Regions from separate parts of the Homo sapiens genome. Here region 1 is linked to region 2. Evidence: chromatin loops called from intact Hi-C (ENCODE). Cell type or tissue: PC-3. All regions are shown on one strand. Each heading gives the region's core, and the rest is flanking DNA. Links, peaks and the distances in the headings are about the cores only.

Region 1 (15,958 bases), core at 6,246-8,745, 140 kb before region 2:
AAAGCAAATGACACATAGCATTGCTTATAAAGTTGGTAACCCTGCTATATTATATTGCAAACAAATCGTAACTTGGAGACTATGTTTAAGGGACTCAACTGTAATTATGGGAGCATCAGTATGCAAATAGTGGTTGGCTTCTGCCATCAGCCAAAAGATGACATTCAGGGAAAATGGAGAGGCTGCCTGCACCGTTTTTTTATGTTAAATGAAAGAAAGGTGAAATAGCTACTTCTCGTCTTCTTGAAAAATTTGGTTCTTATTCTGTATATGACTTCCTTACAGTGCTACATTAACAGGATATTTCATTACATGCATCTGGTATCAAATTATTGGTTCTTCCTCATTCTTTAATACCATACAGTAAGGTCATTTAGACTGAGACTCGTACAAAACAACCTACTGGAGTACTTTGCCATAGTTAACATTTGCCTCCAGCCCTCTTAAAAATGTCAGAATTCATCCCCTTTCCCTCATTCCCAAATTGTTGTCTAACTTTTCCAAAGTGACTCTTTCCTCCTTTTATTCTATGGATTCGGATGGTGGGAACAGTGGAATGACAGTAGCTGCTCTGAGCTTGGTGTGAAGAAGGCCAGGCACATGGGCAGCTGCTCAGTCTTCAGTTACCCTGAAGGTTGGTGTGAATTCCTTCATGAGAGTGCGAAGGCACTTTCATGGGGGTCCCACAGCCATCAGCCCTTCCTCCTGCTGGATGAACTGTGAAATCATCAATCCAGGCTGTGTTTCAAATTGGAAAGGATCTTAGGAGACATCTCAGCTTCCTTTAGTTTGGGGAAATTGAGACCAAGAGAGGCGAAGGGATTGGTGCACATATCAGGCATTGCCCAATGCTCCATCACAAATAGGACCACACTCTTGAGTGTTTGAGATAGTGTAGGACTTTATCCATTAAATGAAACTAGCTTCTCCCAGAATTAACTCAGTGGATTTTAAATAATTTTAGCTTCCAATGGTGTGTTTGCTACTTTTTTTATGCCTGGTATGTTTAGATCTGACATTCTTTTTATGCTGAGATATATCCCTCCTGGTAAGTAGCAAGGGGACAAGGATATCCACGTAGGAACCTACATAAATTGTCCTAATCCATAAGGGAGATTATGGCAACCATCGCAAGTGGCAGTGGGTCCTGCCACTGAGGTGGGAAAAATAAGAGAATGAAATATTGCTATCGGCTTTTACTTCTGAAAGAGGAAATGTCTATTGTTCGGGAAAAAAATTACACAACAAATGAAGGTAATTTTAAACTCCTTTGCCTTAGAGCTTGGTAGAGGATCAGTATTCCAGGAACCTGAAATACACTGAAACTCTCAATTATCTGAGGCTTTTAAGGGGAATATATGGCACAAATTAGCCAAAACAAAATAATTGGGAAATCCCCTTATAAATTCCCTCTTTATTAAAATCTTACTATAAATTGAAGTTTTCTAGGTCCAAGATAATGTCCATTAATTTTCTACAATATCTGAAAAAGTTTCCACAATAGGACATAAACTAGTTCACTGGAGTTTTCTACAATAAAGATATAATCTGCACGTGACCCTGAGACTGAGCATATAAGTTGTTTTCTTCAACAGATTTGGTTCTGTAAGTTGGTTCATGGTGCTGACTGATATTTGTCTCTATTCTCGGAACACACTTTGTCAATGTGCATTCAGTTTCAGCATCTTGGGTAGCCCCCCAAGGCCTGAAAGAGTTAATGCTCTGCCTTAAGAGATCGATTTATCCACTCAAGTGACTTAAGCTCAAGCACGCTAGTCCCCAGTGCCATGACCACACTAAGCTCTGGCTCTGTGCCCCTCAGGGATGAGAGAGAGCTCTGGCATGTTACTGGACTACAGATGTCTCAGAAGGGAAGCAGGAGAGGCATAGGGCAACCCAGAATGCTATCTGCTCTCCCTTCTCCAGGTGTCACCAGATTGAAATAAACATCTGAAAAGAGGGATCTATCATGTGGCATCTGGGTGGCACCAGATGTTGGGAGGGAACGTGAGAGGGAAAGAACCTGGTAACTTTTGCCAGGTGACTGGCCAAGCTTGGTGATCAAGGGCAGTGGCTTTTTCCAGGCCAGGCACAGTGGCTCATGCCTGTAACCCCAGCACTTTGGGAGGCCAAGGCGAGTGGATCACTTGAGGTCAGGAGTTTGAGACTAGCCTGACCAACATGGTGAAACTCCGTCTCTACTAAAAATACAAAAATTAGCCAGGCGTGGTGGGTGCCTGTAATCCCAGCTACTCAGGAGGCTGAGGCAGGAGAATCACTTGAACCCAGGAGGCGGAGGTTGCAGTGAGCAGAGATAGCGCCATCGCACTCCAGCCTGGGTGACAGAGTGAGACTATGTCTCTTAAACAAAATGGGGGGTGGGGGCCAGTGGCTTTTTCTGCTTTTGTTGGTAACCCCCACCTTTCTTCCTGCTGTCACTTCCCTGTCCCTACATTCAGCACCTACTTCCTGAGCCATCATGAGGCCCACTGGGCTCAGGGACCCCAGCCATGGCTCAGATTGTCCATACCTATTGTGTAGCTCTGTTCCAGGCAGCCAATATTAATTTCAAGAGGTGTTTTGAAATGGTCACAACTGTATTCTTTTTTTAACTAGAATTATTACAAAGTCTGAAAAAAAATCAGGCATTACATTTCTTTTTCAAAGAAGGTAGCTTTAAAGTCAGAAAATCCAGTTTCACATCGACGTTTCTAGGCCATATTAATTTATGAAGGAACCTCACATCAACTCTAACAGACCTAAAGCAGGGCTGTCTCAGAAGCGGACAACATGACCGTGCATGCGCTTTCCTGGCCGGCTTGTTCAGGCGGGTTATTGTTATTACTTCTGGGTTATTAAAAGCTGGCCCGGGGCTGTTGTCTCGCTCAGCTGAAAAACATTCATCTCTCCTCTTGCCGACTCTCAAAATAAAGGCTCAGAGGGGTGTCCAATGGACCAGAACCATTCTTTCGTGTCTATTTACTGTACCTCAACGTGGGTTTCCTTATCTTAAGAGCAAGAGTTGTACTCAACAAATAAACCTTGCCAGTTCCAAAGCTGGTAAATAGCTTTTGTCAGGTCCACACTGAGCCTCTGAAAAGCAATCTGCTGGTGGGAGCTGACAGCTAAGCTGTGCGTCTTTTGACCTTCTCCTTATCTAGGCAGAGAAAATTTTCACTCATCCATGAGACTGTTCTTTACATTTTTCTGGGGATCAGCAAGGTGACAGGTGGTTTGCAAAACCCAACATGATTATTATTTTTCTAAATCATAGTTGTTCCAGCTCTAGCTTTCTTCCCCCCAATATTCACATGGATTCCTGTTTAACCAAACCTCCCACTTCCACTAGCTAATAAAAGTGTCATGCAGATTGTTACAAAGAACTATTGTTATTTACAAGTCTACGTTTTCTTTGAAATCAAAACATAATAAAGTGAATTTTCAGTGTTAACTCTGTTATTTTAAACTCATGGTAGTCTTGCCAAACCCTCTGGTGAAAAGAAGTCCCTGCAGGTTATGGGAACTATTCCCTTGTCTTTTCTCAGGACCGTACTTCAAACAACTCAATCAAGAGGCATCTTTCAAGTTTGTAAAGATGTTCAAGGAAGGCAATTGACTTGCCTCACTGATAGCTATTCTTGTGAGTTGATTGGTAAGACTTAGGTTAAAAATTGAGAAATTATGCCACATTTTCGCCCTGTGTTTTCCTGTGTGCACCAATCTGAGTGCTTGCCCTCTCTTGATGTTAGCATGTTTTGTCAGTGTTTATACATTTGGTGTCTTTCCCTAGCAGCTAACTCACACCCATCAACTTCTCAAATTATTGCGTTCCCTGTAAGTGCTGACTCTGGGTTGAAATAGCATTTTCTCTGCTTGGTGAGAAACATGGAGCATCCCTTGCCTGGTTACTGAAATCTGTGCATCCTGATTTTGGGGGCTACTTCTATCAAGCAGTAAAAGCTCAGAAAATGGGAATAAACTCTCCTCTGAAAAGGAAGTCCGCCCTCCCCACTTTTTCCTCTCAGATGAGCTATATTTTGGGGCAACCTGGCTGACTAAGGCACGGGTTCTGCACTTCAAGCACCGCATTGTAGCCCCGTGATTAGACTGCACACTGTCCCTCTAGGATTCCATCCACCCATCTGGAAACTACCACACCTACTTAGATGATCTGAAAAAGAGAGAGTGGCCGGGTGTGGTGGCTCATGCCTGTAATGCTAGCACTTTAGGAGACCAAAGCAGGAGGATCACTTAAGGCCAGGAGGATCACTTAAGGCCAGGAGTTTAAGACCAGCCTGGGCAAAATAGCAAGACCCCTGTCTCTACAAAATAAAATAAAATAAAATTAGCTGGGTGTGATGGCACACACCTGTAGTTCTAGCTACTTAGGAGGCTGAGGTGGGAGGATGACTTGAGCCCAGTAGTTTGAGGCTACAGAGAGCTATGATGGTGCCACTTCTCTCAAGCCTGGGCAATACAGCAAGACCCTATATCTTAAAAAATTCAAATAAAAAGGGGTGGTGATTCATGTGTCTTTGTGTGTTTTTCAAAGGACATCTCCCCCAAATATTTTTGCCCTGAAATTGTCAATGAAATTTTCCTGTTTTCTAACTTCTTGTGTGACAGGGCTGTCCTAACATTGTAGGATGTTTAGAAGCAACCCTAGTCTCTACCCCCCAACTATATGCCAGAAGTAACTCCCTTGACTCCCTGCTGTGACAACCAAAAATGTCTCCAGACATTGCCAAATGTTCCCCAGGGAAGGAAGGAGGGGTGAGAGTGAAATTGTTCTCAGTTGAGAACCACTGGTCTAACACTTTGGGTTAAGCCCTCTATTAAAATGCAAGCCACTTTCGGTTAGGAACACCTCATCGGGAACATTAGTTGAATGGGATTCCTTCTTAGTATTAATGTATCAGGCTTCCTAGGAAGGAATCTTTAGGAAAAGGGGTAGTTGTGAAACCCCTCAGCATCATGGGGCAGAATAAAAAAGGCTAAAACTTGACTGGAAGCTCCTGTAGGCCCGCACTGTGTGTCCCTGGAGTCTGTGCAAGCGTGAGGCTCCTGGGTTTCTAGGATGGGCATTAACTGTGGGGAATCAGACAAAGGATGGAAGGGTAACAAGGAGAAACAATAATGTGGTTTTAGAAGCTGGAGGCAGAGTTTTTAGGAATTCTTCAGTTTCACAATACTCTCAGTGGGAAAAACAAAAACAGAAAACCCCAAATCCCCAAGATACATATGCCTGGAAAGGTGGAGGAGTGAGAACAGCAGACATCTGCAGCGAATAATTAAACACTTTTGAGTTGCTCAAGATAGTCAGCAGGGAGAGTAATAATGAGGAGGAGACCCTGCAAAATGAAGAAAGTCTGGGTTTCAAGTGAAGAGAGAGAATTTCAAGTTTAAGGTCAGGATGGGTCTCATTTGCAGTTTGTTCATTGAAACGCCCCTCCTCACTGCCAGTTGCCCCACCACGTGTACCCTTGGTGTGGTCCAGCTGATATTTTAGCAGAGAACAAACTGAAATACTGTCTAATGTGTGCCAGTAAAGGGTGGGAAACGGGGAGCACATGCTGGAGGTAAAATGAAGTAGAGTGCAGAAAAAAAAAACCAACAGTGTGGGTGGTGGACAACAAGATGGGTAACCCTAGGCTGGGCGCAGTGGCTCACGCCTGTAATCCCAGCACTTTCAGAGGACAAGGCAGGCAGATCACTTGATGTCAGAAGTTTGAGACCAGCCTGGCCAACATGGTGAAATCCTGTCTCTACTAAAAATACAAAAATTAACCGGACGTGGTAGCACAAGCCTGTAATCCCAGCTATTCGGGAGGCTGAGACAGAAGAATCACTTGAACCTGGGAGGCAGAGGTTGCAGTGAGCCGAGATTGACCACTGCACTCCAGCTTGGGCAACTGGGGGAGAGTCTGTCTCAAAGAAAAAAAGAAGGGTAACCCCAGCTGGCTGGAGAATCTGGGGCAGTTGACAACTGACAGAAGTAATCAGAAAGCCTGTCTTTGCCATGACAATTCATGGGCGAAACTGAATTTATATTTTATGCTGCCCAACGAAGTAACGATCAGACAAGAACCGCTTGGATGAACAAATAGTTCGTGATCTGTTCCTTCATGGTATTATCTAGTTCTAGATAAGAGCATGATTAAAATCTGATCAACATGATCAATTTAACATGTAGGCTATTTTTGGACCCTTAACTTGATTTTGTAATTTCTGGGTAGTGACTGACCCCGTGAAAGCCCCTGTAATTGAATCATAGGCCCTGGATTTCCCCAGGCAGTTCACCCAGTCCTCTTTTAATAGCATCGTAGGCCTTCCTAAGTTCCACAGACGAGAGGAGTCACATTACTGCCCGTAAACCCAGTTCAAATAATTAAATGACGAAGATGCAACCAGGATTCACTCAGCTGGACTGCTCACACTGGTGACTTAAGCAGAGGCTGGGGAGCGTCACAAACCCATCTGTAAATGTTTAGGTGCTTCAGGTTACAGGTGGAGGTCGCCCACCAGCCGAAGAAATAGCAGGAAAAACAGAAAACAAAATCTGACTCGGTGTCTCCAAAAGTCTACCCACCCATATAATCTTTGGCATCTGCCCCAGGATCATTATTCTCCAATAGTAATGAAGGCTTCATGAAAGGCCTCGAACCCTGAATTGTCATTTTGGAATCGTGCTTAATCAAGACAAATATTCCCAGCCTAAGAGTACAACTAGAAGGAGAAGGGAGTACGGGTTTAATTTTCCTATATATTGCTGTAACTATAAACAATGCCTTATCTTCTCAGCAACTCTCATGAAATAATAAGCACTTGTGTTTTTAAAAGTATTTACACCAGCCCTTGGAGATTTTATTAGAATCATGATTCACAGATGAGAAATTTTCCTCTTCTACAGGATTTAGTAACTGGAGTAAGAATTACTCAGCAGACTGTCTATACAGACAAATGAATTTGAATATTTCCTTTGGCTATTAGCCATTCATTGGCAAATTTCTTTTAATTTTTCTGAACCAACGGAATGAGCAAGTCAAGATGATTCCCCTGATCTATATATTGTAGACAGATAATTAAACAGTTTCTGAAAATTATTATTGTTCTGTCATACAGATATGGGACTTCAACACAGCAGTGAGTTTACATGACACTTCAGGATCCCGAGAGTGAAAATTCCTGGCATCACAGAATGTCACATTTGGAAGGAACTTTGCAGATTATTTATTCCAACCTCCAGATGTTATTCATGGGAAAACAAAAGAAACTTCATGATTCGAACTGTGATATGAGCAAGACACTCTGAATCATCTTCAGGGAAGAACAGTTATTATTCATTCAGTAAGGCTGTATTGAGCATCTCCTATGAGTCAACCACTGTGCTACGTACTGGAAATGTAATGGTGACTAAGACAAACATACACTTGCTCAGAACCTTCTGGAAGGACTAACACCGAACACTTTTCCTTTTACTTGACAAGCACTTTGTAAAGTACTTGGATTGGATTTGGTGCTTAGAACCACCCTTAGATACGGATATTGAGATGAGCCAAGTTTCAGATATGGTAATTTGCTCCAGGTAATAAAAGACTTATAAGCATATAAGAGGCACAGCCTGAACTCAAGTATTTGTCTTCTAACTCTCACTCCAGTGTCCTTTCTAGTATACCAGAGCTCCCTGTGATTAGAACTCAATGAGTATTCATTCGTCCAACTGGCTATTGAAAATGACCAGTTCAATGATCATATTCTCTAAGCAAAAAAGAGGATACATGGATGGCCAAAATATTTCCATGATTTTTATTTAATTTATATGAAATTTAGATAGCAAATCATATGTAGGTACATACTGAACATAACTCTAACGGAAAGTAACTTTGAATTATACACAACAGGCACTTTTCCTTAAAATAAAATAAGCCAGGCACAGTGGCTCACGCCTGTAATCCCAGCACTTTGGGAGGCCAAGGTGGGCAGATCACCTGAGGTCAGGAGTTCAAGACCAGCCTGGGCAACATGGTGAAACACTGTCTCTACTAAAAATACAAAAATTAGCTGGGCATGGTAGCAGGTGCCTGCAATCCCAGCTACTCGAGAGGCTGAGGCAAGAGAATCGCTTGAAACCGGGAGGCAGAAGTTGCAGTGAGCCAAGATGGCACCATTCTACTCTAGCCTAGGCGACAAGAGTGAAACTCAGTCTTAAAAAATAAAATAAAATAGTTTTTAGATTCTTGCAGAAAATCTGAGATTTCTGGTCATGAGAAACCTGCTTTCTCTGTCATGTAGAGAGTCAGTCCCTAGTTGATGATGGTTCTAAAATACTATGTATCAACTTAGACATGGTATGAATCATAATTTAAGAGTTTTCTCCAAGCCTCTGCCTAATGCTTGATTAATCAGATTGAATTAACATGTCAATAATTTAAAAAATATTTTTCATAGTAATCTTGCCCTCTCATTGAAGAAGGAAGAATTTTCTTAGCAACAATGTCTAAGAAATATTTTTCAGACTTGCTTTCAAATGTAACGATGTATTTTAAAATATTTTAAAGGCAAAAACTACATGTAAATATGATATTGGCATCTATTAACGATAAGATTTTTGCTTCCTGTAACATGAAGTATGGGTGTTCTTTCTCTTCATAAAGGAAACTGGGAAGATTTGTACAATACTAGATTATTGGATAATGCTTCTAGAAACAAAAGGTAATCTCTCCCCTTCTGATATGATTTGGCTGTGTCCTCAGCCAAATCTCATCTTGAATTGTAGCTCCCATAATTCCCATGTGTTGTGGGAGGTACCCTGTGGAAGATAATTGAATCATGGGGGGCGGTTTCCCCCATACTGTTCTCATGGTAGTGAATAAGTCTCATGAGATCTGATGGTTTTATAAGGGGTTTCCCTTTTCACTTGGTTCTCATTCTCTTTTGCCTGCCATCATGTAAGACTTGCCTTTTGCCTTCCACCATGCTTATGAGGCCTCCCCAGCCTTGTGGAACTGTAAGTCCATTAAACCTCTTTTTCTTTTGAATTACCCAATCTCGGGTATGTCTTTATCAGCAGAGTGAAAACAGACTAATACACCTTCTAATCTAGAAACAGTCCAGCAGGGATGAACATAGGTTCCTAGCACTGACCTCCAATTGATATCCAGTTGACTGGTCACTTAGTCCAAACTTGTGATTGGGGTTGTTTCTGATGGTGGCCAAATTAATAAAAGGGAAACCTGTTCAGAAAGTAGGGGAACCAAGGACAAGTCCTCACATGAATATCTGAGGAGTGAAGGCAAGTGAGGGAATCTTTGTATAAATGAAATCTTAAACAAGGGGTCAAAGGAGAGGATGGAGAATTTTTATTATAATTATTCTAAAAGTATATGGAATAGATTTACACTCATGTTTATTCATGATGGGGAAAAAAACTGTCCCCAGTTATGCATTTTAATCTGTGAGAAAGCTGTTAAGGAATGTGAGATCATGAAGAAGGCGGTATGTTAAATAAGTAAATAAAATCTAGGGAGTTTAATCCTTCCTAGAATTTGATTCTTTTTTTTAAATCAACTTTTATTGTATTCAAATGATTCATTCTTTTGGAGCAATAAATAGAGTGAGACGATGGCCAAAGGAAATTTTTCTATTCCTTGGACATGTAAGCCTTTTTCCTAATAGCAACTATAGCAGAATCAGACCCCTAGGTAGAATATATTAACACCCATGACAGGGAACAACTCATCTCCAAGTATCATTTTCCTTTCATTGTCCTTGAACAGTGCCTAAAATCCCCATCCTTACTGCTGCTGCCTGGAGTTAAGAATCTATCTTCTGAAAATTTCTTCTAAAATATGTGGATGTTATCCAGCTTTATTCCTTAATTCAACAATTATTTATTCAACAAATATCTGGTACAATTTACAATCTGCCAAACATTTTTCCCTAGTGTTTGGGAAACACCATAGCATAAGATAAATGAAATAAATGAGACATAAATATTTCTGGTAATATGGCATACCAAATATTTCTCAAAAAAGCCCCTGGCTACAAATGCCTAGAAATTTTGCATAAAGTAAAATAAACATCTTTTGAAATGTATAAGTGTACTCTCCCAACCTTCAGTCTCTAATATAGGAAAGCTCCAAAGACCAAAATGAAGAGAAAGCTGAAAATCCAAGTTTCGGTACCCCAATAGAAGTTGACTAATGTTTCTGTTTAGATGTTTGGGTTTTGAAGACCACGTTGGTGTAGGAAATAAAGCTAAAGTCAAACTCTTCAAAGAGCTATGTATTTAATAAAGGAAAAACCTGACCACAACCTCAGGGAATCAGCAAAGAACTAGTCTGTTGTAAAATAGAATTGTAATAGAGAAAATGTGTCCTCTGACCATTTACAGCTGACATGCTCTTCTCACCTTATTCTGATGTTAGAATTTACATAATTTGTATATGCCAGGAATTGTTTAATTAAGAAATCAACCTTTAAATACTTTCTGGATTGAGCAGATGCAAAGGCAAAACCTCCTTGAAGCTCACATTTTTAACCAGGCTGAAGGGGATTCCCACAGATAAAAATTTCACCAAACCTGAGTTCATAATTCAAAATTACAAAACATACCACAAAATAAGCCACCATGATGAAGAGTCATAGAACAAACAAATCATAGACTTAGACTCCCAAGAATATTAGATAATAAAATTATTACAGACTGATTATATAAATAAATCTGTTTAGAACAATAAAATTAAAAATGAACAATACATAAATAAGGTACATAATATTTAAAGAAAAAAGATGGGCCAGGCGTGGTGGCTCACACCTGTAATCCCAGCACTTTGGGAGGCTGAGGTGTGCAAATCACCTGAGGTCAGGAGTTCAAGACCAGCCTGGCCAACATGGCAAAATGGCGTCTCTACTAAAAATACAAAAATTAGCTGGGCATGGTAGCAGGTGCCTGCTATCCCAGCTACTCAAGAGACTGAGGGAAGAGAATTGCTTGAACCCAGGAGGCAGAGGTTGCAGTGATCCAAGGTGGCACCATTCCACTCCAGCCTGGGTGACAACAGTGAAACTCCTTCTCAAAAAATAAAATACAATAGTTTTTAGATTCTTGCAGAAAATCTGAGACTTCTGGTCACGAAAAATCTGTTTTCTCTGTCATGTAGAGAGTCCATCCACAGTTGATGATGGTTGTAAAATATTATGTATCAACTTAGACATGGTATGAATCATAATTTAAGAGTTTTCTCCAAGCCCCTGCCTAATGCTTGATTACGCAGGTCGAATTAACAAGAATACAAAAATTAGCCAGGCTGAGGCAGGAGAATTGCTTGAACTCAGAAGGCAGAGGTTGTAGTGAGCCGAGATCCCACCACTGCACTCCAGCCTGGGCAACAGAGCAAGACTTAGTCTCAAAAAAAAAAAAAAAAAAGAAAGAAAAAAAAAAAGAAAAGAAAAGAAAAAGAAAAAAGATTAAGCTAAAAGATGTTTGAAAGAGAACACCCAGGGCCAGGTGTGGTGGCTCACGCCTATAATCCCAGAACTTTGGGAAGTTGAGACAGGCAAATTGCTTGAGCTCAAGAGTTCAAGACCAACCTGGGCAACACAGCGAAACCCCATTTCTATTAAAAAAAGTACACAAATCAGCCAGGTGTTTTGGCATGCACCTGTAGTACCAGTTCCTTGAGGGGGCTGAGGCAGAAGGATTGCTTGAGCCCCGGAGGTCAAGGCCGCAGTGAGCTATGTTTGCACTACTACACTCCAGCCTGGATGACAGAGCAAGACCTTGAAAAAAAAAAAGGGAGGGAGGCAGGAGAGAGGGAGGAGGGAGGGAGGGAAGGAAGGAGGGAGGGAAGGAAGGAAGGGAGGGAGGGAGGGAAGGAAGGGAGGGAGGGAGGGAAGGAAGGGAGGGAGGGAGGGAAGGAAGGGAGGGAGGGAGGGAGGGAGGGAAGGAAGGAATTACCCAGAAATTAAAAATATAACCACTGATATGAAAAACTCTGTGATTTTCTGCCTGTGGCCACAACAGAGGAAACACAGTTAAAGTCTCCTCCTGTTGCAGTCATGTCTTAGTCAGTGTCCCAAAGAGCCCAAAGAACTGCAGAAGCTCTTCATTAAAATAATCATAAGAGATGGAAGAGCCATTTTCAGTAATGGGAAATGCACACAGATTGTGTGGTAATGAAAGACGCACACACTAAGCACTCCAGAATCTTTAGGTTTGTCATATATGCCACCATGGTGCAAGCAGATTCAGTCATGAATGGAAGTCCACACAAGGTGGTGGAAGAGTTGTGAAATCAAAGAGGGATATTTTTTAAAAATTTTACCAAAGACCAGGTGCCCAGTTACCTATGAAAAAGATCTTTGTGGCATTAAGGAAGACATTGAAGAACAACATGTAAGAGATTATTTTGAGCAGTATAGGAAGATTATACAATCTTACAATCCATTCCTAATAAACTAGGAGTTATACTGGCCCTTCTATTCGCTCTTCTCATTCTAGCAGTTATTCCTGTACTACATAAGTCCAAACAACAAAGCATAATATTCTGCCCATTAAGTCAATGCTAAGGGTGAGGGTGAGCTGTATTATACCATGACCACCTAATTTTAGGAGCACTGCTGCAAGTACTATTGAGCCAGCAATGGGGGTTTCTTCTACATAAGCCTCAGGGAGTCATAGGTGAAGTCCATATAGGGGTATTTTTACTATAAAAGCTATGATACATGCTAATCATATGAGATTGTTGGATCAGGAGACTAGTAGTTCCTGGGTACTGAATGTCATTATTATATTTAGTGAACCTAAGGTATTTTGGGTATAAATAAGTATAATAAGGGGAGAGACCCTACTAGTGTATAAAATAGGAAATACGAGCTTGCATTGAGGTGTTCTGGTTGGTTACTTCAGCAGATAATAAAGATTAGTGTAGGGATAAGTGTAGCTTCAAAGAGAATATAAAATATGATTAGTTCTGTGTCTGTGAATGCTATAATTTAAGAAATCTGTGGGATAATTAACATAGAAACATAAAACTTTTTTCATGGGGGAGGGGATTCATTGGACGGGTGATGTTCAATGGCTTTGAAGGCCATTGGTCTTGTTTAACCTAAATTTCTAGATCATAGATAGTGTTAATGGGGAAATGGGTAAAAGGAAGGTAGAAGAGATAAGTGGGAGGAGGAATAATGTGGGCTTTGTGTTTTCAAACTGTCATTTTATTTTTATGTTATTGGATGTGGGGAATATTGTCACTGAGCCAGAGTAAATTAAGCATATGTAAAAGTATAGGTTGAGTAGGGTTATAATAGCTATAATGGTTGGGGAAATAAGACTGTTGTTTTTTGTAAGTTCTTGAATGATGACTCATTTAGGCAGAAATCCTGTTAATGGAGGTAAACCTCCTAGGGACAATAAAATTAATGTAATTATAGGCTAAGCCTAAATTCCATCCCCTTATCCCAATCTTCATTAAAAAAAAAACAAAAAAAAAACCCCGCTCTACAGAAGCAGCCACTAAATATTTCCTTACACAGGCAACTGCATCTATCGTTCTCATAACAGATAATACATAGCAGTATAGGAAGATTGACTGAAGTGAAATCATTACAGACTGGGGCAGTGATGAGGAGAGTCTTTGCTTCTGTAAACTTTGGTGACCATAAGTTCATGGATAAGATTGTCATTCGGAAACAACATACTATGAATGGCCATAACTGTGAAGTAGGGAAATCCCTGGCTAAGCAAGAGATTGTAAGTGCCTTATCTAGGTCAAAGTGGTTCTGAAAACTTCAGCAGTCGTTGTGGAGGTTATTTTAGAGGGAATGGCAACTTTAATTATGGAGGAAATTACAATGGTTGTGATAGCTTTGGTGGCAGCCATGATGGTGGTGGATATGATGCCAGTGGGGATAGTTATAATGGTGTTGGTAATGATAGAAGCAATTTTGGAGGTGGTGGAAGCGACAGTGGACAATGGCAATTACAATAATCTTCAAATTCTGGACCCATAAAGGAAGGAGATCATGGAGCAGAAGCTCCGGTTCTTATACTGGGAGAGCCAATACTTTGCCAAACCACAAAACCAAGGTGGTTATGGTTGTATTAGCATCAGGAGAAGCTATAGCAGTGGCAGAAGATTTTAATTACTGCCAAAAAAAAGTGCTTAGCAAAAGAGGAAAGCCTGAAAAATAACAGGAAAGCTACAGGTTACAACAAGTTTATTAACTCAGCCAACTGCGGTGGCAGGATCTACATCCTACAAAAAGAGATGCTTTAGAACATACTCCTATGAGCAAAAATCCATAAAGATAGTTCTTGTGACTAACTATATAACAGAAATTTTAGTTTTTTTCCTGTGGAAAGTATGAAGCATTACAACAAAAGTTTTATAATATACTTATTTTTGTATGCATATTGTTGATCACTATAAGAGTCTGATCTTGATGTTGATTAAATAGGTCTTTTTAAAAAAACTCAGTGGATGTTTTTCTGCTGATCAGAAAAAAATAGATTCAGCTAAAGAAAAAGTTAATGAAGTAGGTAAGAGATAGATTTAAAGAAATTACCCAGAATGTTGTCCAAGATATAAAGAAAAAATACAAAAGGGATTAAGAGACATGAAAGATTGAATGAAAAGGTTCCTCATATACTTATACTAGAAGTTCCAGAAAGAGAGAGAAAATGGGGAAAATGACTGTTTTCCAGAATGGATGAAATATATAAAACCTGTTTCAAGAAGCATAACTACCAGGTAGAATTAACAAAATAAATCTATAACAAAACATATTGCTGAGACACTGTAGAGAGTAGAAGAAAAAGAGAAGACACAAAAAGCTACCAGAGAGAAAAGTTGTCTAAAAAAGAACAATAATCAAACTAATAGCAGACTTTTTCAAAGCACTGATAGAAAGCAGAAGACAATGGAATCATATTTTCAAATTTCTTGAAAGAAAATAAATGTCAACGTGTAACTTTATATCCAGCTGAATTATCATTAAAGAGCAAGGACAACATAAAGACATTTTGAGACAAAATCTACGAAGAGCATACTCTGTCTAGGAACTTCAGGAAAAAGGAAATATATTCTAAAAGGAAGAACTGAGATGCAAGAAGATATGATGAATAAAGAAATTTGTACTTGTGCAGTCAAATGTAGACAATAGTGAATATTTAGAAATAACTAGTAATTACTAATGTCTGGTAATAAAACAAAGTGAAACAAAGTGAGACAAAGTATTGGCAACAATATCAAGATGGAAATGGAGTGATCAATTTTAAGCAGTTTAACTTAAATTGTTTAGAAGGGTAGAAGTATTGATAAACTTCAGGCATTGTTAAGTAAGCATGTTAAAATTTAAAGATAAACATTATAACAAAAAATGAATAATTTATCTCACAGAAAGATGAAAATAATTTTTACACCTCTTCAGTCAACCTAAAAGAAGGAGAGTGAATTTGTATGTGTGGATGTGGGAAGGACTTACTGAAAGCTGGGCAACTGTTTAGGGTAGTAGAAACTCATAGCAGAAACAAAAAATACTTAGGAATAAACAGTAACTGCTATGCAGAACTATTAAGACAGAAACCTACAAAACTTTAGTAATGAAAAGGAGATACTTTGAATGAATGGAGATAATACAACAATAGACCTAATATTATAAAACGTCAACTTTTCACTAAAATTAATCTAATCTATAAAGCTACAATTCCAATACACATTAGCCAAGGATGATTGGGAGTATTTCCTTTAGGCAGGCTCCCTCCCTTCTTCCCTTTCCCTACACCAATTTCTCTTCTCACTTCTCAATCTGGATTCCACGATAAAGCACTCAGGCATACAGCAAGTATTCAATAAGTTCATACGCTTTTTCAAATAAAGGAATGAGTAAACATAAGACTCAACTGTTCTTCAAGCAATTCTGATGTACACGTTCAAAAAAAATTCTCATCATGCCT
Region 2 (15,958 bases), core at 6,240-8,739:
GTGACTGGCAGAGGGATGAAGTATATCAAAGGATGGAATTTCTGTAAGTTAAAAAGCTTTGAGAGCAAGTTCATATCTCGGCAGAAATCTCCTTTTCTTAAAATTAGCACTTATACCATATAACATTCTTTGAATTCTTCCTTCAAACAAAATAATTTAATTGAGGGAGATTCTCTTTCCTAGAGAGCATCTATCACCTGCAGTCAAAGAGAAATACTTTATAACCTTCCCTTCTAGTTCCTCTCCTCAGATTTGGGGGCTACACTGTTGCCTAATGGAGTGGCCAAAACCAAAGCATGAGTCTCACTTGGGCCTTCTCACATCATGCTGTAACTTGCAGAAATAACCAGGGGTGAGCGTTGAGTGTTGGTGCTCCCTCCTCCAAAGAGTAACCGGGAATTCACAAGAATAACTGTCTTTCCAGAGACAAACTCAGAAAAGGCTCACCAAGTGTGCAGTCCTAGTGTGCTCAAATCCATGAGCTGAGAATTGAGCAAGATGCCACTTTTATCTTGCCGCTTGGTTCTTTCATTTTTATAATAGGCAGTTATGTATGCCTTCTAATTCAGCAAAAGAATGAAATGTTGACAAAGGTTTTCTGAGATTGTTTTTAAAAAGAAAATAGCCTATAAATACAATTCATACTGGTGTCAGTTTCTTTATGAAAAGTATTTCCTATTAACAAAAAACACGGAAATCCAAGTTCCCCAACTGGTTTCCCTTAAAACCTCTGTTTTGTTTTAAAGTTACATAATAATAACCTCCCTTGGTTCTCTTTTGTTTTAAAACTTCCACCTATTTGCTCTCTTCTTTTGTCTTGACTACTAATAAAGAATCCTGGTTCAAGAATCTAGGAAAATGCTTGAAACAACTACAATAGGATTAACTCATAATATTATTAAATTTGAGAGTAGTAATTTGACCCATAATTAATTCGAATCTTCCTAACAACTACACAGAAAAAAAATCAGTTTGCTAACATGGCTGGTCTCATTATTGGCTTCCAGCTGCAGCCCCAAAGGTTTAATAAGGACATCTATTGACATTTTTAAAATATGCCAGCCACTCTATTAGAAGCTTGTATGTATTATCTCATTTAGTCCTCGAAAAAATTCTAAGAAGTAATTGTGAGGACTGTTATTGTTGTTCCCATTTTAGAGATGAAGAAACTAGGGCAAAGAGAAGCTGAGTAACTTGCCCAACATACATCATTCATCTAGTAAATTGGGAACTAGAGTTGAACCCCACACAGTCTGGCTCCAGAACCCATGGGACCACCACACCATCACTGGTACAGACTGCTATGGCCATTCAGCGGGCTCCTATATCTGTAAGCCACTGATCCCAAACACAAACTCAAACTCACATCTCTCATCATTTTCACTGCTTCCCTGGTCCTCCCGAGTCTTCTGGCACACATTGCTAGCCTTCTTTTGATGTACACCAAGACATTGGTGTCTCGTCCTGAAGAGGGAGATATAAAACACCAACATTTAAAAAAAAAAAAAATACAGAGGCCCATTTGCCTTGCCCCTAAAGGAAATTTTCATAGCACTGACAACTTTGTTAATAGTAGAATGAAGATCAAGTAAAGTAAAAGCACTTAGACTCCCAAAGGTCAAATCATCTGACTAATTACCTAATCCATGCTTTTGAGTGAGGATGTTGAATATTTGATAATAAATAAAATCATCTGCCACAAAGTGCTGCGAAAATGAACATACCCACAGTGTATACGGTTTACAAGCAGGAATTCCACATTCTTCAAGCGTGCATTCTTTTGGTAAAGATGCAGAGGTGAATCTCAGGTTACATCCTGATGAACTATTTTTTTTTCATTCTTGACATTAAGTCTGGAGAAGCCTCATCTTAAACTTCTGCTTTATATTATTCTTTCCCTAACACTAGTGACATCATAATCATCTCCAGGTCCCCTAAGCAGTTGATTTTAGATGGCAATATAACACATTCCAGATATGACAATAGAGTATGCAACAAAATGAAAAACTACCCTAGTGTTAGAGAAAGAATTGACAAGCTAAATAGTTGTAACAACAATCACTAAAATGACTCTTAAAAAGTACGTTAACAATTTCTAATCTTAATCTTTTATTTAATTATATGTCTTGTTGGATATGTTTTCAGACCAATGAGAACATGCATGTGCTTAATCCTCGATAAAAATTACCATGTTTGAGAAAATATGACACACCTGTTATAGATTAAGTACATGTATAATATGCAGCTATTAAAAGATGTTAAGACCAAAGTCCTAACATTTCAAGACTTAAACAATGAGAACAAGATGTGTGCTGAAAATCTGCCAAGTACCTACAAATTATTTTAAAAATGTGATTATATTTTTGGATGGATTTAGGCAACAGGTTGAAAAGATTTAATTTAGAGAAGAAAAGAAAGAAAATTAATGTTGTATTATAGGTTATGTAATTTTATGTATTGATTTCCATTTAGTTCACAAAATACACATTTACTACATGTCTTCAAAATGCACTGCATTACACTAAAATACTTTTTTATTAAAAAGTGAGACATAGATGGTGATTAGAGACTTTATTAGCATATATATGCTGCAGAATAAAAATAAAAACTTAGGAATTGATGTGGTACATGTGAGGACATACTCATGTATATGCAGGCTATAATGCAAAGATTTTGCTGGCACCTTAGTTATGGGGACTAATGCAGTCAGTTTCTACACCAAACCCAAGTTTAACGTTAACATTTAATTTTATAATCTCAAATATGAAGGAGATACATCCCTACTCTCTAAGTTTCAGGAGGGAGAAACTAAGTGAGAAACAAAATAACTTTGTGAATTTTGGTTGGACCATGGAAATACTCTCAAATTTTGGTTGGACCATGGAAATACTTAACTCTCTTACCACAAGGACTGCTAAATTTCTGCTTCAACAACAAACAAACTGATGAGTCGAGGGGCTCAGGGAATTCCAGAAATGATTTCGTTGTTTTGTTTCTATACTGTTCCCCCACGAAATGTCATTGGCTTTCAGTTTAGTATACTGAAGTGAAAGGTCTCAGATTTTAAAGAGTTATCTTAAATTTAAAAAGGCGTTTTTTGGGGAGTTTAAAAAGGCATTATTTTAATATAAAAAAGATAAATAACTAGGAGCTCATGGCTCTTTCTCTCTGGAAGCCAATACCAATGTTTCTTATGTAAGAGATAAATGCTGATACAATCACCAATAACTTATATTCTTAATTGTCCTATTTCAATCCATGTTGTAGAAGATCTATAAGATAAAACCTTTGCTAACACTATGGCTAATTTAAATCCTGTTTCCCATCTGGGTTTTAAAGTTGTGAGCAGAAGCAACTGATGAACAGAAATATGTAAGAACTCAGGAGGAAAAAAGGTTACTATTAAAGGTTACTGCCATTTATTTCTGCGGTTAGGAATCTATGGGCAGGAAAGAGAATGTGAATATAAACAGCAATGAAGCTGTAAGTTAATTATTTACTAACTGCACTTATAGGAAAGAAGAAAATTAATAAAAACAAAGCAAAAGCCAATATTTTCTCTTGTCTAGGAGAATCATATTTTGAACTGGACTAAAAATTTGCTCTGATTAATAATTTTTACAATTCTGATCCCCCAATGCATCAACCTGCAGGAAACCTTACTATGTTGGGCTTCATACTGGGATCCATGATGTTGTAGCTGCTGAGAGCGTCGGTAACAGCCATCTCCAGCCTTCAGGGCCTGCTTAAATAATTTTTCTGCTTCAGCAATGGTTGTTGCTTCCTCTTCAGCCAAGAGAATATAAGCAGTTGCACACCTGTTCATTCAGATAATAGCCACCATCAATTACAAAGCCAAGGACATGGTAATAGACTGTAGGAGCTCATGCAGAAAGGCAAGGAGTTACGCCAAAACATGCAGAGTGGCCAACTGGTTCATGCACTCCTGTTTGTAGTTGCTGACACAAAATAATGGTACAAAAGAAACATCTGTATTTTAGCTTGAGAGGTAGGATGCGTAGTGTTAAGAGCATGGGGCTCACATGTGGACTTCACCCTTTATATTAGTGTGTCACTTTGGGCAAGTTCTTACTCTGCCTCCCTGATGGAGAACAACATGGAATCTTTGTTCACAGTGTTGTTGTGAAGGTTAAGTAAGGTGATGCATGTAAAGTGCTCAGTACAGTAGCCAGCATGTGGTTAAGTGCTCAATAAATGTCAGCTAGTGATGGTGATGATAACAGCTGTTATTAAATAGTTCCTTCCAACACTCAAAGTTAGAGGTGCTATATACAGGTTTACTTCTGTTAACTAAACACAGATTATCTTCAATCTAAGGATTTCTTCAGAATAAGAAATTCGTTAAATCAAGTTACTCACTGAAAAAAAACACAGTGCTTCAACATCTCTTTACAGTTAGCACTGACTTTCTGCTTCAGAGAACACTGGAAGAACCTACAAGTAGTGTTATTTCTGAAGAACTCAAAATCTGACTCAGCCACAGTAGCTAACAAGTTAAATCTCATGCCTTCAACAACAATAGCTACCACTTGTTGCTTAGTATATATTAAGCACTGTACCAGGCACTTAACATATATCATCTCATATAATCTTTTCAACAACCCTCTTAGGTGGGAAGCCAAAAGGATAATTAATGAACATGGGGAGTTCTTGTGAATTTAAACCTTCCAAAGCATATGAGGAACAACCCACTGCCAAAGAAAGGGAATGTAATAGGGAAGTGGTGAGGCTGTAACAGACCACGCAGGTCCTGCACCCATCCTTTCACTCTCCTTCCCCACTGCCTCACTTGTGGCCATTTCCCTACTTATTTCCATCAGACCACAAGAGAGAAAATAAACAGAAAGTAAAACCAAATGTTACTTTTACTGTCCACAAACTGCAATAGCCAGCTAGGAAAAGGAGGCTGAACTTCACAGCTAATGTAAGGGCTGGGGCTACTAGTTAATCTTAGCCTTAGGAAGGGTCTGTAAGGTCTTTAGCCAGTCTCTCTAATTTCAGGCAGGAACCATCAATGGGGCTTTAAACAATGTGGTGAGGTAGGGAGAAAAATGCCCAGAAAAACAGCTATAAAACCAATTTCTACAGATGGCAGCATCCATGACTTGGAAAGAACCATAATGATGCTGAAACTATACAAGTGATTCACTGGAGAAAATAACTGGGACAGGCATCAGAAGAAATGCTTAAGGCTTCAGATGCCAACATATAAATATGAGGCAAGGGTAATGAAGTGAAAATTGAGATTGTAATACTGAGTGGTAGATACAGTATCAGAGGAATTAGCTATAAGATTGTAGTTGTTGGGCTGGGAACCCAAGAATGGTTGGGGCTAGCTTGCTTGCTTTGCTTATTTATATTTCAAATGGTATTCTTAGGAGGAGAGGCAGAGTAGCACTACTGGCCAAGAAACATACATCTATGTGGAAACGCATGAGTTTGGGATAGAAACATGCTAAGAGCTTGTGAGTGAAGGAAAAAGGAGAGAGCAATAGAAGTGCTAATGGTTGGGGAGTACAGAACAGACTGCTCAGCTCGATGGAAGATATAGATGATGCATCCTTGTCACAACACAATACACATACAGAAGCAAGAAAGTGTGGTGATGGGGGTGTCAACCATCCAGATATCCACTAGAAGTCTCATTTGGTTAGAAGTAGGGCACCCAACAGGTTCTTGACTTACTTTGGTAACAATTTTATCTCCCAGATGGTAGAGGAAGCAATTAGGGGAACTTCAACTCTGGACCTAATTCTGACCAAGAAGAAAAAAATAGTTGGTAAAATGAAAATTGATAGGAACATTCAGAGAGAGTCACTATGTCATTTCGGAGTTCAGGGTAATCAAAGAGGGGAAGGTGGACTTCAAAAAATTCAAAGAAAAGAGGCATGATTCAATGGCATGAGATTCAGAAGGAAAAATGGTTTAAGAGGGTTGAGCAGCTTCCAAATGTTCAACTGTAACTGCAATCACAAATGATCCTCTCAGGAAGAAAAGAGGGGTGGCACTTAAGTAACCAACACGGCTTCACAGAGATTTCTCCCAGGTCAGATTTTTAAAGGACATATTTTAAAAGATGGAAAGAGGGCATGTAATGATGGTCTATAAGAGAGTGGAATGAGCTTATAAGAATAATGTCAGGAGAGCTACAATTCCAAATTAGCTGAAGCTTGCAAAAATAACAATAATAATAATAATAATAAAACAAAATAAAATACTAAAGACAACCATTTATTCCCTATTTTAAAATTATATTTAAGGCCCTATCACCGTCCCCATGTCACAAAGGCAAATAAGTAAAAAAAAAAGACAAACAACATAATAACATCAAAACAAGGAAGGTTTATTGTTAAAAGCAGTAGATAATAAAGAAAAAGCAAAACTCTCTCCCTCCTATTTTGTTCCTGGCTTCTCTATCAAGGAGAATGACTGTCAGACTGAAAAAGGGAGAAGAAATTAAACTCTAAAATGGGTAAAAAGATGTAAGATAGCAAATAATTGATCCATTCTAAATGAATTACTGGACTGGATGGGCAAATCCCAGGAAACCGAAAGACCTTGTAGGCAGGCCATGGAATTGCTCTCTGTGGATAGTTGAGGAATCACAAAGAATGGAGAGGTGCTAGAAGATGAGATGATAAATGTAGCATAAATTTTCAAAAAGGGGAAGAAGGCAGACTTCCCAAACTACAGAACACAGTGATTTGGAAAGATATTCTAATGGATTATTAAAGGAATGGTCTCCAAGCACTTTAAAAAGAAAGTAGTGACGACTAGAAGCCAGCTTATATTCACTAAGAATAAATAAATCAGATTGTGCTAGCTTAATTTACTGTAATAGATTTACTATAAATTTAAGATCCGCAGCTACGATTGGCATTCTTAAGATCCAAATGGAGAAATATGAGCTGAGTCACAGTGTAACTGGGTGGCTTAGTAATTGAGTGAACAATACAAAAGATGGTGATTCATGAAGACATGAACCTGGAGGGTAGTTTCTATGTCATGTCACAGGGCTCTATTCCTGGCCTTCATATTTTTCTCAGAAATATGGATGACACACAGAAGGCAGGCATATCGAATTTGTAGATGACAAGAAACTGGAAAATAAATATGTTGCATGACAGAATCAGAAACCGTAGATCAACTGGTTACAATGGCAGGATTTTCAACTCTCACGACAATCTTTTTTTTTTTTCCCTAAGATCTCTGAAGAAGATTCTGTAACCTTCTTCAGAAAAATCATAAAATAGTTTAACAATGACCACTTGGCAAGGATAGTGTTGAGGTGATTCAAGCACCAGATGGGTGGTTCAGCTAAGTGACCTTTAAGGTCTCTGCCAACCCTGAGTTTTTATGACTCCAACTTTAAGAATCTTTCTCATTTTCTGAGATCTCCAGAAGAGATTTCCCAGCCTTCCTTGGTAACCCACAGAATGTTTAACAACACTCAAGACAGCATTTCCTCTTATCTTTGTCTTAATCTTGAAGTATTTTCTAAAATTTTTTTTTTAAACCTTATGTTGTTATCATGTTTTCCCCACTAGCAGAAGTTCTACTAGAAAATGTTCTAGTGCAGATGAGCATTCTACATCTGGAAAATTTTCCCTGTCAGAATGTTTTAGATATGTAAAGAATTGTATTTATTTTATATCCTCACAATATCCTAGGGATAGCCCTTCAAGAAATTAATTTAGGATCACAGCAAAGCCATTGAATTCATAAAATGACTAAAACCACCTCCACATGGTGGCTGTCCTTCATTTAAAAAAAAAACTTTTTTAAATAGAGTAATAACTCCCCAAATAATCCTCCAGTTCAAATGCAGTTTAATTTAAGTATCCTATCAATGGCAACTGAATATATTCAGCAAAGGATGAGATTTCCTTTTTAACAGCAAGATTTTCCCCCACTTACTCATTTATCTCCAAGGCTTCATGAGCTGCAGAAATCCTAGCTTGGGGGTTTCTCTCTCTCCAGGCTTTCTGCATTACTATTTAAGAAAAAGAGAAAACACCAAGTCAATCCATACATATAATTAGGTAGACTCAGTAGAGGACAAGAGCTAAATTAGGAGTGTCAGCTTAAATTACAAGAACATATTTCATTGCTAAGAGGGTTGGCCAAAATCTCCAAAGTCATATTAGTGTATTAATGTGCTATTCCACAGTATTTCAACTGCTGATAGCAAACCTTTTTTGTGCTCACAAAACTACAGGCTAAGGAAATCAAGAAAAGGCACTCTAACAGAGATTTTGCGTGTCTTTTGCACATTAATGTCATTTGTTCTTGGAGAATATATTTTATGCATTTTGAGATGACATTGCTACCAACCTTTTCATTCACTTAGATACAACATAATTGGTCATTTTCCGAAGCACTTAACACAGACTCTTGGTGTTAGAACATTCTGAAACCATTTCAAGAATTATGCGTGGGTCAGTAAAAAATGCTTAAGCTTTTGCTTAACATGTGTACTTATATCCCAAATTTACCTGCAAACCTAGCTTTTATACATCAGAGCAGTTTCTGAACATATGGTGGGAAGCTCAATGGGAATATTTACTGTACCATGATGTTTCTACCATAGCAAAGAGTACCATTTTACAAAGGAGTAACAATCTCCTTATTTATTTTATAAATTTGTATTTTATAAATTATTTTAGAGTGTGTAGAGGTTCCCTTTCAAAAACATTTTTTCACCTATTTACTTTGAATAAATTTTATAACAAAAAATTTCAGTTGAATTATCTGAAACTCAAGTAATGTAAAATACACACTAAACAAAGTATTTTCTCAGATGGAACACACATCTAGACTCCAATAGCCAAGGCCATGACCCCATTCGATGCTAGTTAACCTATAAATAGGCAAATAAAAGTCACTAAAATATATTCATTAATCATCTGAATCCAGTAAATTCCAATTTCTACTTTGAATATCATAAAGGAGATAAGGCCTTCATGCTAACTCAACCAAGAACTTCATTAGCTTCATATAAGATTCATATTTCTTTAAAATATATAAAACCAACTTCGATATATTTTTAAAAATCATGATTCAAATTATTATGAGGGGACTCATTTCAACATAAATACTTCATTGTGATAAAGGTTTACTTAATTATCAGAGTTCTGGGTTCTTATTAGTCAATCAACAATTTAATATTTTATTCATTGGAGTTTTACAGAGTGGATATTCTAAAAGCAGAAATCTTGACACTTAAGCCAAAAAGCCCTCCCATTCAGAAGGATGTATGGATTTTTCATACTTGCATCTGCGGGACGCAGATGGTCCGAGTCACAAGTAAAGAATGTCTGGTGGTCTTGGGCAGAGAGATTCATGTCATAGTAAGTAAGAGGCTCTCGTCCTGTCACCCAAGTATACCTGCAAAGGAGAAATAAGATGATTAGACACTTTTGAGAGAGAAAAGCAAGACCTATAAAATATTAAGCTGCAGAGGCGTTGAAATATAGACCATTAACTGAATACTAAAATAGCTTTGCTAATGAATAAAAAAAATTTTTAAAAATCATCTTATTCTCCCTTCAGGAATTATATCAGTCAAAAGAAATAAACATTTTCTCCTGTGTTTTTGTCTTAAAATTTACTAGCCCTTGCTAATGAAAACCTTCCCTAATTCATATTATGAATAGACACTTTCCTAAAGCTATGAAAATTCTAATTTGCCTAATTACTTTGCTAAACTAAATTCCAACATAACTTCTGCGACATCTCTATAACCATATTCCAGGTAAGCTTCAAAATGTTTTCAATGTATAGTATATATTGAAAAGAATAACTGTTAATACAAAAACTCTAAAAACTACACATTTTTGTACATTATCCCAAATCTAGTGCTAAAATATTTATAAAACAGAAAAATCAAAACATTTGAAGATAGTATTAAAAAATGGACGCACTACATAGACTGTTACAATGACCCCTAAATGAACCAGCAAAAACATTTGCTGCTGTCTTTGCTCTCTGAACCAGACCCATTTGTTTCCCAAGCTGTCAAAATGCTTACCGATTGTATTCAGCACCCCTAAATAAATTTAGTGGATTTCGCCATACTTTGCATTCTGCAACAAAGAGAAATATGAAAATGTTACGCGTAAGTTCAGTGACACTACAAGCTAATTAATTCAGCAAAACACCCTTCCTGCCATTTGATAAGATAATTCTATTCACTACCCTTTACATGGGAAGCAATGTGGAAAAACTCTGGGTGGTTAATCACAAAATGTGGCTCAGGCTCCGGGACTTTGGAAAGTTTTGCCTAATCTCTCTGGGCCTGAGTTTCCTCACTTGCCAAATCAAGATGCATGCCAAAATCAGCTAGTTCATAACTCCTAAAATTATTTCAAGAGGTCCAAACTGATTCTATGAATTTACTTCTAAAACCTTATAGATAAAAGTATAGGCAGAAGTAAAACTATTTTCTGTCAGTCTAAAACATACCTCATAATAACGTTGTACATGACAAGACAAACTATAGAGTATAATATGCAAACAGCCTTATAGTCTTAATTTGGGTTCATGCTAACAGTGATTTTATGATAATTTACCAGTTTGCTTTTGCCTTACAGGAAAGGAATAAGAAAATTAATAAGATTACCATATTGTAGGAAGAAATGCAATTAAAAGAAATTGTCTCAAAGCATTTTAATATCATTTACTTGCACAGATACATATACTAATCATCATACTAATATCATCATGTTAGCACATCCTAATAGGTCATACCTCTTTATTATACCAGGACCACAGAAATTTAGAACAAAAGGACTTTAACTTAGAAAAGCCAAGCATTAACTTTAAGACTGTGTTATAATGGTAAGCATATGACTAATAAACTACAATTCTTTTAAAACAGTCTATGATTAAGACTTTCTACTGATTCAGAATACTAGATTTTGGATGAATAAGATTTTATTATAAAAAAATCAGTTAATAGTATTCAAAACATCTATGTGCGTGTGCAACCAGCAAAAACCACATCCAACAACATATGTACAAAAAAGTGAGCAATTATTGCAGAAATCCAAAGGACATTGAAGGCCACGTGGTGATTCATTAGGATCCTACCCTCAGTCCTGTACATTCAACATCCATCCATCCACTGAGCATTAATTTGAGCACCCACTGGAGGAAATAAGTAAACCATCAATTTCAACACAGTGTGATAATGGAGAACACAAAGCACTCTGGGAACATGTGTGTAATCTCAACAAATATTTGTTAAAATAGTAAAGGATATACACATAACAGGAATACGTGTTTTCATTTAAAGAAGATGTACTTATTTCTAAATTAGGGCAGGATCCCACTTAAAATTTACACAATATTTATAAATAATGGCCCTAAATTTTTTGTCACTTAGCTTAACTTGCCATTTAGAAAATGATCTTTGTCCACTTAATTTAGCATCTCTGAATTTTGTTCTTGTGAAACTGAGATTTGATGGCTGTCACTTCATATGGCATTAACTACAAAATTATGCTTCCTGTAATTATTTTTTCTCCCCTTAGAGGAATCACTAACACCTTGACTCCAGATCATGGCTTGAAACACACTGGTGAGCTCAATAACCATAATCCCTGCTCTTATGGCTATTATAACTACCTGGACCTCACCACTGCCAACCCCTGCTCAGAGAATCTCTTTTAAGATTCAAAGTGCTCTTCTTAAAGCTTCATGAATATTGCAAGATCTGTATCTAGCACAAAATAAACATGAATATAGATTTATGGATAAGGATCCTCGTGGTAGAATTATTTACTATAAAACAAGGACATTTGGGGAGATGCTTCTCCTCCACAGAATCTCATCTGAAATATTAGTAAAAAGGCTAGGGCAAATATTTTGTCTCCAACAAATACATCATCATACTACCTGGAAGGATAAACACTGTTTAAACATCAATTGACAAATCACAAAGAAAACTGTTTTCAATTAAAATTTCGACTCTATTATATATCAGATGCAATTGAAATTATTTCTAAACAAAAAATAACTCCAAAGATAAATCATGTATATACCTAAAGTATTCACTGAGCAGTATCTAAAGATGCTCTTTATTTAAGAAGTGTCACAATACAGCCAGCAGGGGGTGCAGCAAACATTGTGAAATATTGCTTTTATGACTTCCATTAGAGAACTGAGCTTAAAAAGAAATCTGTGTTAACATTGGTGTCATATATGTGTGCTGCATTCAGTTTAACTATCCCTAAAACTTAGAAAAAAGGATCTAAGTAATTGTAACAGATGTAAACTGTTCTAAGTGAGAATAAAACATGTAATGAAGAAGTATCTAAGAAATGTCTTCATTAGTTATGCCCTTTAAATTGAAGGTGCAAGACAGGTATATTTTTATTTTAAGAAACAAGCAACCTAGAGGTCACACATGAGCACATGTCAAAGTTGTGCTTTAAAATTAGGCCACAGCTATGTTAATTTCTTCTTTGTCCCTCTGTTCCATAATCTTATCTTGTCTGCAAAAACTCAATCTAGAATCACTCTAGGTAACATACCTCATAAATATCAGGCTATGTGATGGTTTAGTGATAGAGACAAAGGATGTAAATGCCAAGCATATTAGAATATGAAGATTTAAGTCAGGAAGTACTTAGATCTCTAGAGGGTAAGAGTTTCTTATGTGTTCCTTTAAGGAATAAATTCCTTATTTCAAATCAGATTTAAAATTTTACCTCCAAAAAGGAATTTTCCATTCTCCATTAACATCAACAATTTTAATGCCCTCAAGATGCACTAGAAGTTGATTGGGACTTCATCATGAACTTGCTAATATCAATAATAATATAGTTAAAAATATACCCTTGATACAACAAACATGCTCTCTATAGTTCCATATGCAGCAATTCACAGTGCAGTCTCTACTCACAAGTGCTGACAGAAATGTTCCATCCTTAGCACACATGCAAGAATGAAATTCAAGAAAAAGGGCAGCAGCAAATATTGAATAGCACTTGCTTAGTTCCCAAAGTCTGCGGAAGAGATTCCCTACTTTGTCATAATGAGATCATTACAAGCTTCTTTGTGAGAGACAAAGAACCTAAAGAATAATGTTTACTATCTACAGCTAAGTACTTCTAAAAGCAAGCTCTAATCCTTTTTTTTCAGCCCTCCCTCTCACTATTCCCTACTAAAACCTTCCATCACAATCATACTTATTTATTTCATGTCTTTTCATACTCTTCTACTCTTCTGCAATGCCCACCCCATCACTCATAAGACTGTGTGGTTTAAACATGTATTGAGTGGGTAATTATGCATTAATCTCTCAATTAGGCCATGGGTTACAAAAAAAGATAATAGCTTATGTCTTAGAGGAACATTTAGCCTTGGCAGAAAAGTGAAAAGGGTATTGAACTAACTGGCACCCACCTGAAGAAGCTCTACAGAGGGAATAAATATTCTGAGAGAACCACAGACTTTTCCCTTTGTCACAATACTCAAGAGAAGAGAACTCAATTCTCATAAAACAAACAAAAAAAAGGCTCTATAGTCACAGAGCTTTTAATCACACAGAAAGAAAATATTATTCTACACCCAATTTAACTCTGAAAACTTTTTTCTAAAATTAAAAAAAAGATAGAAAATCCCTAGTCATGGGGACTTCAAAAATTATAAATTGCTAATTCAAGGCCCAGAAGGGTTTCTTATACTAAAAAGTTACCACATCTTCCCAGAATCTAAAGTATGGATAAGCATGACAATGTTATTACAAACAGTAGTAGCAGCAACTTTTGTTGTTGCTATGAGCTTGATTTTCATGGATCCTTTCTGTAAAGGGGCTTAAAGCTCGATTTATCTACATTCCTTACATACATTAGTTAGGGGTATATATTACACCCTTTTTACATAAGTAAAAAGTACAGAAAAGCTAATTTCCCTAAGGTCTATGGTAAATGAGATTAAGGCCTGGTGTCCAGACTGCCCGACTCTTATCCATTACATGCAACAAACCTGTTAAACCCTGCAACATCATATTTTGGAAATATTGTGAATCCATCAGTTAGATTTTTCACTAAAGAAACAATTTTTAAAAACTCCCCTGGAAAAACATTAGGAACTTTTTAACACTTTTAAACACTTTAGTTTCAAAGTACAACAGAAAAGGGTGCTAGCTAAAGTTTCATTGGCTTGTATTATAAAATTAACCCCAAGCCAGTCAATTTCTGACAAGTGATTGTGCATATGTTTATTAGCTTTGATATCTCAGAAATGAATACCCAATTCTCTACATTATTCAGATCAATTTAAAGCAATCATTATTAGTAAAAATATCCATATTCTTAAATAATTAAGCTTTAACTGTTTCATAACTTCAAAATGTTATTTTGAAACAATGATTAGAAGTAAAGGCACAAAAATATGTAGGTAGCTTTCAATTCAACAAATATGTTACTATCTCAAATTCTTTATGAAATAACAAAAGATATAAGTAAATGTGAATTTTAAGACCATTATTTTGGCCTCCTATTCAAGATAATGTACCACTTTCTTCAAGAATACTGTCGAGATGGTTAAATCTGTAACAGCATCTGTCATGCACTTCTCATTGGTCATTTTTCACCTAAGTCAACCAACCCTACCAAATAATGTGGAAATTATGAAATAACTTTACTAAGTAAGTGTTCACTAGCTACTAAAACTATTTTAGGTATTATCATCATTTAACTGGAGACCTAATTTGTACTAGAGCACAAATTTTAGTGTCAAAGGATTTTAAAAAGATGTGAAAAACACTGGCTAAGATAATCACTTTCAACACATCCATTAGATTTTGGTGAGTTTACCCTCATTAAGACTATTAGAGAGCAGCCCGAAAGGTCCTTGACATGTAGCATTTTGCAGTTTTGCTGAGGGATATATTTGAAATGAAAGCACTGAATGGCCTGGATATAAAGAGTCACTCAGCTAGTGAGTAAGCCCGGCTGACCACAAAGCCATACCTCCAAGTGACTGCCATTCTCCACAGTCGTATTTGTAGAGAAATCAGCTCATCTGGGCACACTGCCAAATGGCTGTCCTCTGACCTGACATTTCCACATGACCTCATTTAATGCTGAAATGACTTTATGCAGTAGACATTACTGCTATTCCCATGTTTGCAGATTAAGATACTAAGACATAGCAAAGTTAAACAACTTGCCCAAGGTCACACACAGAAGATTAGGACCACATCTGTCTGACCCCAGAGCCCGAGCTGTCAACCACTGGCAATCCTGCCACTGAACTGTTCCTACAGTAAGTTAGGTTAATGTCACTTCAGAAATAATGTCATCCACTGCAGTACAGAATTTTACTAAAATTATTATTTTAATTGCTTAATAATTATGTTAATCTTGGTTTATACACCTCATAGAGGTTCTGGACAAGGTCAATTCAATTTTTTAAAGTGCTTAAGAACTTGGATTGTGAAGTAAGACTACCCAGGTTATCCGCCATGTGACCCTGGACAGATTACTTCACCTTGCTATACCTCAGCTCCCTTAACTATAAAAGAGAGATAATAATAATATCTGCTTCCTGGGGCTATTGTGAGGATTACAAGAGACAATATCATATAAAGCTGATAGCAGACACTAAGAGTGTTAGTTATTATTATTGGAACCAAATGGCTTCTTATCGATAAAATTATTTGTTCTAGTGCTATGAAAATTTGGGACCGACGAAGGTCTTGAATATATTTTTTTTACTCTACCTAAATTTCTACATCGCCATTGTTTTTCTTTATGATCTGAATTTAATCAGCACTTAAATTGCTTCTGGCCATGTAATAAAATTTAATTCAGAATTTAGAATATATACATTTATATAGAATTATTAAAATTATTTAGAATTTGGAATATACATATATACTTATGAAGATTAAAAGGAGATGATTCGTGACAGGAAGCCAAGTGAC

What was found. Hi-C counts contacts between places; a loop is a spot of excess contacts. Peaks named below come from ENCODE experiments on the same cell type or tissue, not always from the same donor. Only the 100,000 strongest peaks of a DNase experiment are listed, where the experiment ranks them.
Region 1: it touches region 2 in a loop (12-fold over the local background); 1 of 110 quality-filtered maps calls a loop at or near these places.

What each region holds. Positions count from the first base shown.
Region 1 is chr7:117,261,002-117,276,959 of GRCh38, reverse strand. WNT2 (Wnt family member 2) reads left to right here. Exons shown (of 5, transcript NM_003391.3): 5 at 1-1,509. It also overlaps the pseudogene LOC100421782, the pseudogene MTND2P37, the pseudogene MTND4P6 and the pseudogene MTCYBP6. Among named protein-coding and RNA genes, the nearest start is that of WNT2, 54 kb to the left of the region's middle. In PC-3, for the core only: no CTCF peak of the experiment used is centred there; DNase peaks (open chromatin) are centred at 6,399, 6,879 and 7,379; H3K4me3 peaks cover 959 bases; H3K27ac peaks cover 2,092 bases.
Region 2 is chr7:117,123,941-117,139,898 of GRCh38, reverse strand. ST7 (suppression of tumorigenicity 7) reads right to left here. Exons shown (of 16, transcript NM_001369598.1): 4 at 10,052-10,106; 5 at 9,293-9,408; 6 at 7,939-8,014; 7 at 5,707-5,775; 8 at 3,664-3,818; 9 at 1,367-1,464. All of the region lies in intron 2 of ST7-AS2 (ST7 antisense RNA 2), which reads left to right. Among named protein-coding and RNA genes, the nearest start is that of ST7-AS2, 14 kb to the left of the region's middle. In PC-3, for the core only: no CTCF peak of the experiment used is centred there; DNase peaks (open chromatin) are centred at 6,978 and 7,318; H3K4me3 peaks cover 1,688 bases; H3K27ac peaks cover 2,363 bases.